2 separate regions of the Homo sapiens genome follow, and region 2 is linked to region 1. Evidence: chromatin contacts called from ENCODE Hi-C or POLR2A ChIA-PET data. All regions are on one chromosome and are shown on one strand. The core of a region is the stretch at or near the end of the contact, and the rest is flanking DNA. Distances in the headings are between cores, read along the strand shown. Region 1 holds the start of SEPTIN7-DT (SEPTIN7 divergent transcript). Region 2 holds the start of BBS9 (Bardet-Biedl syndrome 9).

What was found. Hi-C counts contacts between places; a loop is a spot of excess contacts on that map. ChIA-PET counts read pairs that join two places held with the same protein, here RNA polymerase II (POLR2A). Pooled maps may share reads with other maps.
Region 2: a map of naive thymus-derived CD4-positive, alpha-beta T cell shows a loop between it and region 1 (13-fold over the local background). The contact joins the promoter of BBS9 here to the promoter of SEPTIN7-DT in region 1. A Hi-C loop is called at or near these places in 1 of 168 maps with a recorded cell type or tissue (naive thymus-derived CD4-positive, alpha-beta T cell) and 7 of 50 pooled maps. POLR2A ChIA-PET finds 5 or more read pairs at or near these places in 1 of 52 experiments (activated CD4-positive, alpha-beta T cell).

The regions. Positions count from the first base shown.
Region 1 is chr7:35,797,967-35,802,836 of GRCh38, forward strand. SEPTIN7-DT (SEPTIN7 divergent transcript) reads right to left here and starts at 2,659. Exons shown (of 5, transcript NR_120512.1): 1 at 2,524-2,659. SEPTIN7 (septin 7) reads left to right here and starts at 3,091. Exons shown (of 14, transcript NM_001788.6): 1 at 3,091-3,304. The coding sequence starts at 3,244. RefSeq lists enhancers at 2,323-2,382, 2,505-3,128, 2,743-3,132 and silencers at 3,283-3,522, 3,553-4,002.
Region 2 is chr7:33,127,525-33,132,394 of GRCh38, forward strand. BBS9 (Bardet-Biedl syndrome 9) reads left to right here and starts at 2,040. Exons shown (of 23, transcript NM_198428.3): 1 at 2,040-2,517. RefSeq lists enhancers at 1,453-1,502, 1,993-2,102 and a silencer at 1,643-1,942.

The DNA.
Region 1 (4,870 bases), core at 1,409-3,908:
GTTCCTCTTTGATGGTTTCTATTTTTTTCTATTCTCTTATTTGAGAATAAGTGAGGGGAGTGGTTTGAAAAATAAGGAGAAAATCAGAAGTGGCTGTTGTGGAAATTAAGAGAGAGCCAACTAGGGAAACAAGCATTGCTTGGTAAAGTTGAAGGCCCACGTGAGTTTGGACGCTGTAAATATGTGGTGGAAACCATCTATATGGTCTGTCCAGAATTTCAGATCAGTTTTTTTAAATCTGTTTCTGAGTCAGTAAAGTCTAGGCTATATTTTATTAACAAATAAATGCAATAAAGAGATCATAAATATTGCAAATAAGTGCAATAAAGAGATCATAAGATCAATACAATTCTCTTTCCTCGTGCACCACGTATAATTTGCATAACACATGTATATACATTATAGAACATTGGCTATGAAACCTCCCTACAAAGAAAGTTCCTCAGAATATCATTATTTCATTGCCTGTAACACTCCGTATAATTTTTTCTTTTTTTTTTTTGAGACGGAATTTCGCTCTTGTTGCCCAGGCTGGAGTGCAGTGGTGCTATCTGGGCTCACTGTAACCTCCGCCTCCTGGGTTCAAGTGATTCTCCTGCCTCAGTCTCCCGAGTAGCAGGAATTACAGGTACCGCCACCACACCCGGCTAATTTTTTGTATTTTTAGTAGATGCGGGGTTTCACCATGTTAGCCAGGCTGGTCTCGAACTCCTGACCTCAGGCGATCTGCCTGCCTCGGCCTCCCAAAGTGCTGGGATTACAGGCGTGAGCCACCGCGCCCGGCCACTCTGTGTGATTTTCAATGAAAAGTAGTGAAGCTATCATAGTGTGGGGTGAACATGAACAAACTTCAGACAAGGAATTTAATATAGTTTCTATTAAGAATTTATCCATTTTCATAGCACAAAATAACACAATTCACCTCTTTCATACCCATTAAGAGATCTTCCTCAAAGAAATATTATCAATAGAGATGGGAGGCAAAGATTTACTTCCTTTAGACTATTAGGTTATATTAATATAAGTATTTGCTTTAATTTTATATTTTAAAATAATCTATATTTAGGTAATATTTACTAAGCATTGACTAAGCACCGTGTTCATGTATTAGTCTATTTAACTCTTATCAAAATCCTGTTAGATAAGTATTATCTCCGTTTATAGATGAGGAAACTGGATCACAGGAAAGTTTAAGTAACTTGTTCTTGGTTGCAAGCCTAATAAATGGAGAGCTGGGATTTGAACTCAGGCAGTCTGACTCCGGAGGCTATATACATTTACCCTCCTTGGTACACTGCTTTTTTTCAAAAATAGAAATTCAACAAAATTTCCCAAAGTAAAAGTTCATTTGAAGTTTCAGAAACTTAAAACAATGATTGAACAGATAAGTTGCAACAGACTTCATAAGCAGTTCAGTAAAAATGTAGACTTACGAAATGGCATATATCAAGATACAAAATAAGTTGCTTCTATAAGTTTCTTTTCTTAAAAAAAATTACTTGGAAATATTTCAAGTATATAGAACAGTAAAGGAAATAATTACAAGTGAACACCCATGTGCCCTCTACTTAGCTTAATGTTTTGCCACATTTTCAAGATATTTCTGGTAGAAAACAAACGTTATAGATACAAATGAACCCTTCTTGTTACATTCCCTTCTGTTCATCTCTGGAAGCAACCAGTATTCTGAATTTGGTATCTATCATTTCCTTATACAATTTTTAGTTTGATCTTACTTTTTTGTAATTATTAAACTTTTATTTATGGTATGTCATATATATCTTTCCGCAACCTGTCTTTTCATTTCTTCCTCAATATTAGGTTAATGACTCTATCCATATGAAAAATGGTAGCTTTAGTTCACTGATTTTTTGGTTCGTGTTGTATGTCAATTTGTTCAACAATGACACTTATTCATCCATTCTCCTATTAGTAGACATTTATTGTTTCACTAATATAAGCTATTTTGCTCTGAACTTTCTTGCACGTGCCTATAACTTAAAAATACACATACTTTTTTAAAACATGCAGTTAAACAGGAACATACACATTTCTTTAACATGTAGTTAAACAGGAAAAGTAACACATGTGCATGAAGAATACAACCAAGAGAGCCATCACGTTCAAGAAAAGACCACAGGTTATTCCGAGTGAAGTAAGGCTTTCACTAGAAGGCACTTGGGGAACGTTCCAATGACAGCGACATTCATCGCTACAGTAGAAACTCACACAATCGCAGCCCTTTATTAGTATTTTGTTACCCAGTAGTTCCTGTGTCCATTCATTTCCTCAACTGGAGTGTGAGCTCCAAGAGGACCGAACCGGGCACCGACAAGGTGAGCCAATATGAATGTGGCGAGTCCGCAATGGGGGCTACAGCGGCCGACCTCTGGGGCTGTGCCAGGCCACTAGAGTGTGATGGCGCGAGGGAAGGGTCGGGGAAACAGGGCCTAACCTCACTTTTCACCCCGAAAGTCAAGATAGCCACGGAAACAGGGATGAATGGGGAGCACAGACACCTGCCTCGAAGTGTCTCTTCACTTTCACTCACAAAGCCGTCGGGTCAGTAACCAGAAGCCGAGGGGCGGATGCGGCCCCCGCCCTGTGGCACTTTCTCAGTCTGGTTCTTCCAGCCGCGCCTCTTTGCCTTACGCCAATTCCGTAAGGAGGCGCTGAGGCCAACTGGCCGGCTCCCGCAGCTCCAAAACTTGACGTGAAATTGCGCGGGGCAGAGCTGACTGCGGCCATCTTTAATTCGGGCAAGACCCCACCCTCGCACCCCACCCACTAGTCCTTTTCAGCGTTCCCAGGATTTTCTCCAACAAATGTAACGCGGTTAACCTTAGAAGCAGTGTTGAAGAAACACGCAAAGAGGCCTGAGTATCCATGACCTCAGTGGTGCGAAACCCGGCCAACTTAAACATGGCGGCTAAACCCGAACAGCAAAACGTTGCTGACGCCAATGAAGTCATGCTCGAAATGGAGCGAGGCGGCGGAGCTGGGGAGGCGGTAATCTCGCGAGATGGAAGCCAGCCTCCGCTAGGCCCGGAAGCCTCGTCTGAGGGGGCGGGGGACGGAGGAGGGAGCGGGAGTCGAGCGAGAGCCTGTGGAGGAGTCCGCCTGCTGTAGCGTGCGTAAGCAAGGCAGCTACGCCGGGCGGCTACGCTGCGGAATCGGCGTAGGCGCCTTTGGAGAATCGGCGGGCTGCGCTCCGCTGGGGCTGGTCGCGGAGGGGGGGAGGGGATGTCGGTCAGTGCGAGATCCGCTGCTGCTGAGGAGAGGAGCGTCAACAGCAGCACCATGGGTGAGTCTCAGCTTCGGGTGCCGCGACTTGGGGTCAGCGGCTCCGAATGCCGGGAAGCTCTGCGGCCGCTGGACCGAGCTAGGGAACGCCCTGAGGCGAGGCGGAGGCAGCGGCGAGGGGAGCCGGGATGGGGGCCACTGCGGGCCCGGGGCGCGGCAGCGGCGGGCTCGGGGGGAGGGGAGGCGGCGGCGGTGACAGTTTGAATTGAACGTGAGGAGAGCCGAGGCGGCGGCATTTCCTGTGCCGCGGCGGGCTGGCCCCCGGCGCAGAGCCGCGGCCTCCGCGGCCGGAGCAGCCTGAGCGTGGTGGTCTCAGCCCTGCCCTTGCTTCTCTCCGTCCCTTCGCCTTTCCTCAGTCTCCTCCCGGGCCCGCCGGCTTCCGCGGCCCCGCTTCCTCCTGTCCCCGGCCGCATCCCCGTCGGCAGAAGTCCCCTCGTGGGGCAGTGGGCCTGGCTAGGAGGGTGGGGACGAGTGTGAACGCTCGGGCGAGGGTGCTGTGTGGGCCAACCCGGGCGGGCGGCGGCGGGGAGGGAGGAAGAAGGATGCACCAGGCTGAGGCTGTGGTGGAGGCGGCGGCGGCGGCTGCAGCCGCAGCTCCAGTCACCGCGTCGCCTCCCCGCTCCTCCTCCCGCCTCTCGGGGTTGCCTCTCTCCAGGCGCAGCCCGGAAGGCCGGTGGATGGCGGGCGAGTCTTGAGAACGGAGGGAGAATCGGTAGTTTGGTTTGGAATTTGGGCTTAATTTTTAGGAGTAAGGGAAAGAGAACGCCTGGGAAGGGCGCCCCCCGGAGGAGATAGAAAGGGTGGGAAGGGTCCTTGGAAAAGGGAGGGAGCGGAGATGTGGAGTGGCGAAGTTTAGGGAAATTAATTTTTGAAAATATTTCAATATTCTCAGTTATTCTCTTAACGAGCCCTTTCATTTCCTTTCCTCCCCCACATGTTGGAAAAAGAACAGGCCATTTCATTTACATTTTCCACTCCTGAGTTCCATTTCAGCTGTGTGTATAGTAAGAAATAAGCAACCGAGATTTTTCTAGGACATTTCCATTTGCTGAGTTACTTTTGAAGAGTACACTGTTTCAAATTTGGGTTTTTACAGTCCTAGGAAAGAATTTGTGACGTCCAGGTGTTTTCTTAGTTACTGAAATAATAACTTACTACATTTCTTGAGTTTATTGCTAAATAGTTCAGCTTTAAGAATTCTTTCTTCTGGCTTTTTTATTTTGATGAAAGGAAAAAATATCTTTGTTAGTGCCCCTGAGAATGTAAATGAACAGATCATCTAAATTACTAAGCATCTAACCTGTTTTACATATTTATGCACATGCAGGTGATGAGTATAGTCAGTTTTTCCCCCTAAAGTTTATGTGCAGACATGGGGAGGAGAGTATTTTAGACTTAAAAGTGTACAGGTAGGGATGAAATTTATGGAATCCTGATAGACTGAAGGGGGGATATAAACAATGACCAAGTCAGCTATTGCTGCTTGGATTCTTTATTTCTTCAGACTGCAAGGGAATGAGTAAGGGGTGGTTGGGTGGTGATGGGGGGGTGGTACGGTCGTGGCGGG
Region 2 (4,870 bases), core at 790-3,289, 2.7 Mb before region 1:
AAATATTCTAACAAGTACTCTTTTATTTTTATTTATTTATTTTTGAGACAATCTTGCTCTGATGCCCAGGCTGGGGTGCAGTGGCACGATCCTGGTTCATTGCAACCTCTGCCTCCCTGGTTCCAGTGATTCTCATGCCTCAGCCTCCTGAGTAGCTGGGATTACAGGCATGCGCTACCACGCTGGGTTAATTTTTTGTATTTTTAGTAGAGATGGGGTTTCACTATATTGGCCAGGCTTTTCTCCAACTCCTGGCCTCAAATGATCCTCCCGCCTTGGCCTCCCAAATTGCTGGGATTACCGGCATGAACCATTGTGCCTGGCCCTAAAATATACTCTTAGATTTGGGTTTCTAACAACTTGAAGATCAATGGACAATATAACAATTTCCAGAACTGTAATAAAAAAGTGGGTTCATGAAACTATTAATCAAGATCAGGCAGAACAAGAATTAATTACGTGAGTTTAACTAATGAAGACAATGTTTTTATGATATTATTTCAAATGTTGTTGGTTCTTTACTCAAATAGTTTTTTCCAGATTTAAGAAAATCTTGTCTTTTAAGCTATTTATAATTTACAGCAATTTGATAGAGTATACTTGTGTAAAAAAAGATAAAAACTTTTTTTCTCTTTACTTGATTCCTCCATAATTAGAAAACCATTTGTGAGTCTTCTTATGGTAATATGGTCATTTCAATAAGTCTAATAAAAATCTGCTCTCTCTGTATAGCAGAATACAATTGGAAACTGGTTATATTACCAAGGCTTTGACTGAAAGGTCATTTTTAAAAATATTGAGGCCGGACGCGGTGGCTCACGCCAGCAATCCCAGCACTTTGGGGGACTGAGGTGGGTGGATCGTTTGAACCCAGGAGTTCGAGAGCAACCTGGACATGGCGAAACTCCATCTCTACAAAAAATACAAAAATTAGCCAGGTGTGGTGGTCTGTGCCTGTAGTCCCAGCTTACTAGGAAGGCTAAGGTGGGAGAATCGTTTGAGCCCGGGAGGCTGAGGCTTCAGTGCTTCAGTGAGCAGTGATCCTGTCACTGCACTCCAGTCTAGGCGACCCTGTCAGGGAGACCCAGTCTCAGTTAAAAAAAAAAAAAAAACCCAAAACCCAAAAAACTAAAACTAGAATGGTATTTTCTACTGGGAATGTGGATTTGTGGATTGATGGTGAAATACTGGAAATTTAAAGCCTACACTAGAATCCATTGAAAAAAGCAAACAAGAAAAACTTCAAGGTTGGCTACATTGAATTTGAATGTAAAGATTAAAAAAAAATAAGTAAAAAACAAAAGAAGACATAGATCCAATCCCATATACCAGGAAATGCACTCTAAGGTATATACGGAAAATATATTTAACACATGTGTATCAGGACGCAGGCACAAGTAACTTCAAAGCAGCGCTGTTTCAAATAGTAAAAAAAGGAAAAACTGGAAACTGTTCAAAAGCTTCATCATCTCGATGATCTTGGTCTTCCGCCTCGCCTTCTTCTCCAAGGTGAATATGTACTGGGCCAGCACCACCCCCGCCACCAGGGCGCACACGCTGGCGCTCGCTACCGCGACCACCCTCGCCACGGTCGCGCGGTGCATGGACGGGGCCCTCATGAGTGTCCCGGCAGGAAAAAAACACCGCGATTGGGACTCTCAGAAGCGCAGGATCCCAGAGCACCATGGACAAGCCAGTGACGCCCCGCCCCCACTAGGCCCCACCCACACGCACCGAGGGGAGAGGGCGGTCACGCGGCCGGGGGGGCGTGGCCTGCCCCCGGAGCCCAGGCAGGAGGAGGGTCTTCCTTAAGGAACTGCTGCCAGGACAGGGCAGAGGATTGCAGTAATTATCACTCTCTGCTAATGAGGACCAGGCCGTGGTTCACTCGAGCCCCGCCCCAGTAGCAATCTAATTCCAACCGCGGCCCTCTCAGAAGTCGGTCCCCGCCTTTGCGCCTCAGCCTCTCTGGACTCCAGCCCCCAGAAGTCGGCGCGGCACGGCGTGACCTGCGCAGTGGCGTCCGTTGTAAGTGCTATGACAACAGGGCGAAGATGGCTCAGAGTTAGGCTGGAGAGGGGAGGTGTCCCTTCCGCTGCGGCCGTCGGGTTTCTGCTACATCCCATTCACCGCCTCCTCCATCCTTTCCTCCTCGGTGTGAGCAGCAGGACTTGCATTTGTTCTCGCCTGCCTAGTGTCTTCCAAGGGATAGATGCCGTTTCCTCTGCTGGTCTCTGGGGGTGACGGGGGGCGCAGGGGAGCTTCTTGGGGGAATCACTCCAACTCTGTGGAGCTGGTGGTGCTGCCTGGTGGGGCTCTCTCTTTGCCCGGGACGTGGAACAACTTTCAGCTGGAGGACGAGAGGGAATAGTGAAGCTAAAGGTTGCTTTTCTCTGCACCGTCCGTTCTTGCTCCCTCTGCTCCATCACTGGGACCTTGTCAGGCGTTCATAAAGCAAAATTTGCCGAACGAGGGTTCGCAGAAAGGTGGGGCAGAGCTCATCTGACGTGGCATCAGGTAAGATGGTATGTCTGTTGTTAAACTTCGGGTACATGAATACCCTTTCCATGTTTTATTTTGTGAACAAGATTCTCTAATGCAGTATAATGGTTTGGAGTCTGTAAGGTGATTGATTTCTTAGATGTTTGCACTGAAATAAACAAACACTAGGAGCACAAAGTGTATGAGATTCTGTGAGTACTTTTGAGAAAAAAGGGATGAGAATTTTTAAGGATTCCATTGAGGAATGTCACTTGGAGCATGAGCATCCTCCTGAGACACTTCAACAGGTCTGTGAGTAAATGGGCAAAGCAGTTCCCAGCCTACGACTGAAGTAGGATGCATGTACTAATACCCCCAATCCTTCTAGTAATAGGATTATTGTTTCTCCTCTTGTTACTTGGAGACCACAACAGTTTAGATGAGCTGCGCTGATTTTATCAGCACCTCCTGCCAGTCAAATCCTGCCTTTGACTTCAATTTCCTGGAGAAATGTATTTTTTTGGGTATCTCACTTTTACTTTAAAAATGAAACCGTATCTTACAGGTATACACATCTTACATGTCCTCATTGATAAACAACTTGAAAGATGCTGCAGGATAAGCTATGGGTCTTAAGTTGGCCAGCATTCAGAGAAAGATTTTCTAACTTATTAGCATTTTATAAAGAAAACAATTACTGAGATTTTTTTCATGAATATACGGAAGAATTAAAAAAAAAACTAGAAAACCCAGAAGTTTTTAAAGAAGAATTTTAAAAAACTTTATTTTGAAAATAAGTTACAAGTTATTTGTCAGAGTTTAAGGGATTTTTCCTTGTGTGTAATTGTCGTGGTTAAATTACAACTATACACTTATATTTATGGTACAACTTCTTGATAGAAATGCTCACTGAAGGGAAAAAATCCAACAGCAATAGTATATATAGTAATTTTAAAACTTTTACACCTTTTGAGGGATGTAGTAAGTCTTACGCTTTAGAATACTTTGAAATATTTTTGAAAATTATTAAAATACATGAAATTATTATAAAACATCCCTGCTGGTTAATAACATTTCCATTAGTGATTACTATCAGTCTTTGTGAGTCCCATTTAAAATTTCGGTCCAGAGGGTGAGTTTGGCATTCGTAATTGTGTCTTGCACAGAACACACTACCACCGTCTCTTTCAACTACCACTACTACCACTGTCTCTCCTACTAGCACTGTTTCTACTGTTGGGTTATTACTGACATCTATTGAGTACTTGCTATGGGTTGAGCCATTTTATCCTCCTCCACCCTAGAACAATTGAGATACTAGAGGATAAGGGACTTGTTTAAGATCATGTAGTGTAACGTGGTCAGAAAGTGCACCCAGAGCTGTCCTACTCCAAATTTTGTGTTATTTTGCCCTTTGAGTCTTTTGTTGAAAATTCCAACAGTGAGCCCTTGTATTATTGCCTTCAAAAGCAGTATACTTCTTTTGAACACTACATGCATTTGTCATCTTTCTTTGACTGGAAGACCTGATTTCTACTTTCTTAAATTTGGTGTGACACTGGCATAACCTGGAGAAAGCAAAGCTCTGAAAATGAACAACAGCTGCAAGGTCTGTTTCCAGAACTGACCTTCAAACCTGTATGTTTTTTCCACAGCATTCTTTGGGGTTATTGTTTTCACAGCTGATCATATTGTAGGACTAGGTCAATGAGGTGTTCAAGACCAGCCTGGGCAACATAGTGAGACCTCGTCTTTGCCGAGCATGGCAGAAAAAATAAAAATTATTAAAACTTTTTAAAATATTAAAAAAAGAACAATAGCAAATTAAATTCAGAAGGTCAGCAAAAAAAGGTCAGCCACCTCTTAAATGAAACCTAAATCTGAGTAAACTTGTTGTAGAAAAAAAAGTATTCAAAACAAAAAAGTGTCAAGTGAAGAGTATAGAAGAGAATTTCTGGAGTTTAGGGGATAAGGAGATTATCTCCCATTTATTATTCTAATAAGGCATTAGAAACTAATCTGTTATGCCTGTTTATAGGACTGCACCTGTTACAACCTTCAAATTATTGTCTTCTAATCATCCTTTAACAATTTAATCAAATTTATGACATACTTGCCTGTAGTTTGAACTTGTAGTGTTTAGAATTAGTGTGAATAGAGCTATTGCTTTTATAGTCTACATGGAGGGGCGTGTGCATAGGCCGTTTGTTTAGGGTTCTGGAGTAGACAGTCTGGGTTTAGGTACCGCACATCACTTAACTAGTGAGACCACTGGCACGGATTTCTTAACTTCTCTGTATTCAAGGATACCTGAATAATAGTATCTACAATTTACTTTGTAGTTTTGTTATGAATATCAAAATAGAATGCTTGCAAAGCATTTAGAATC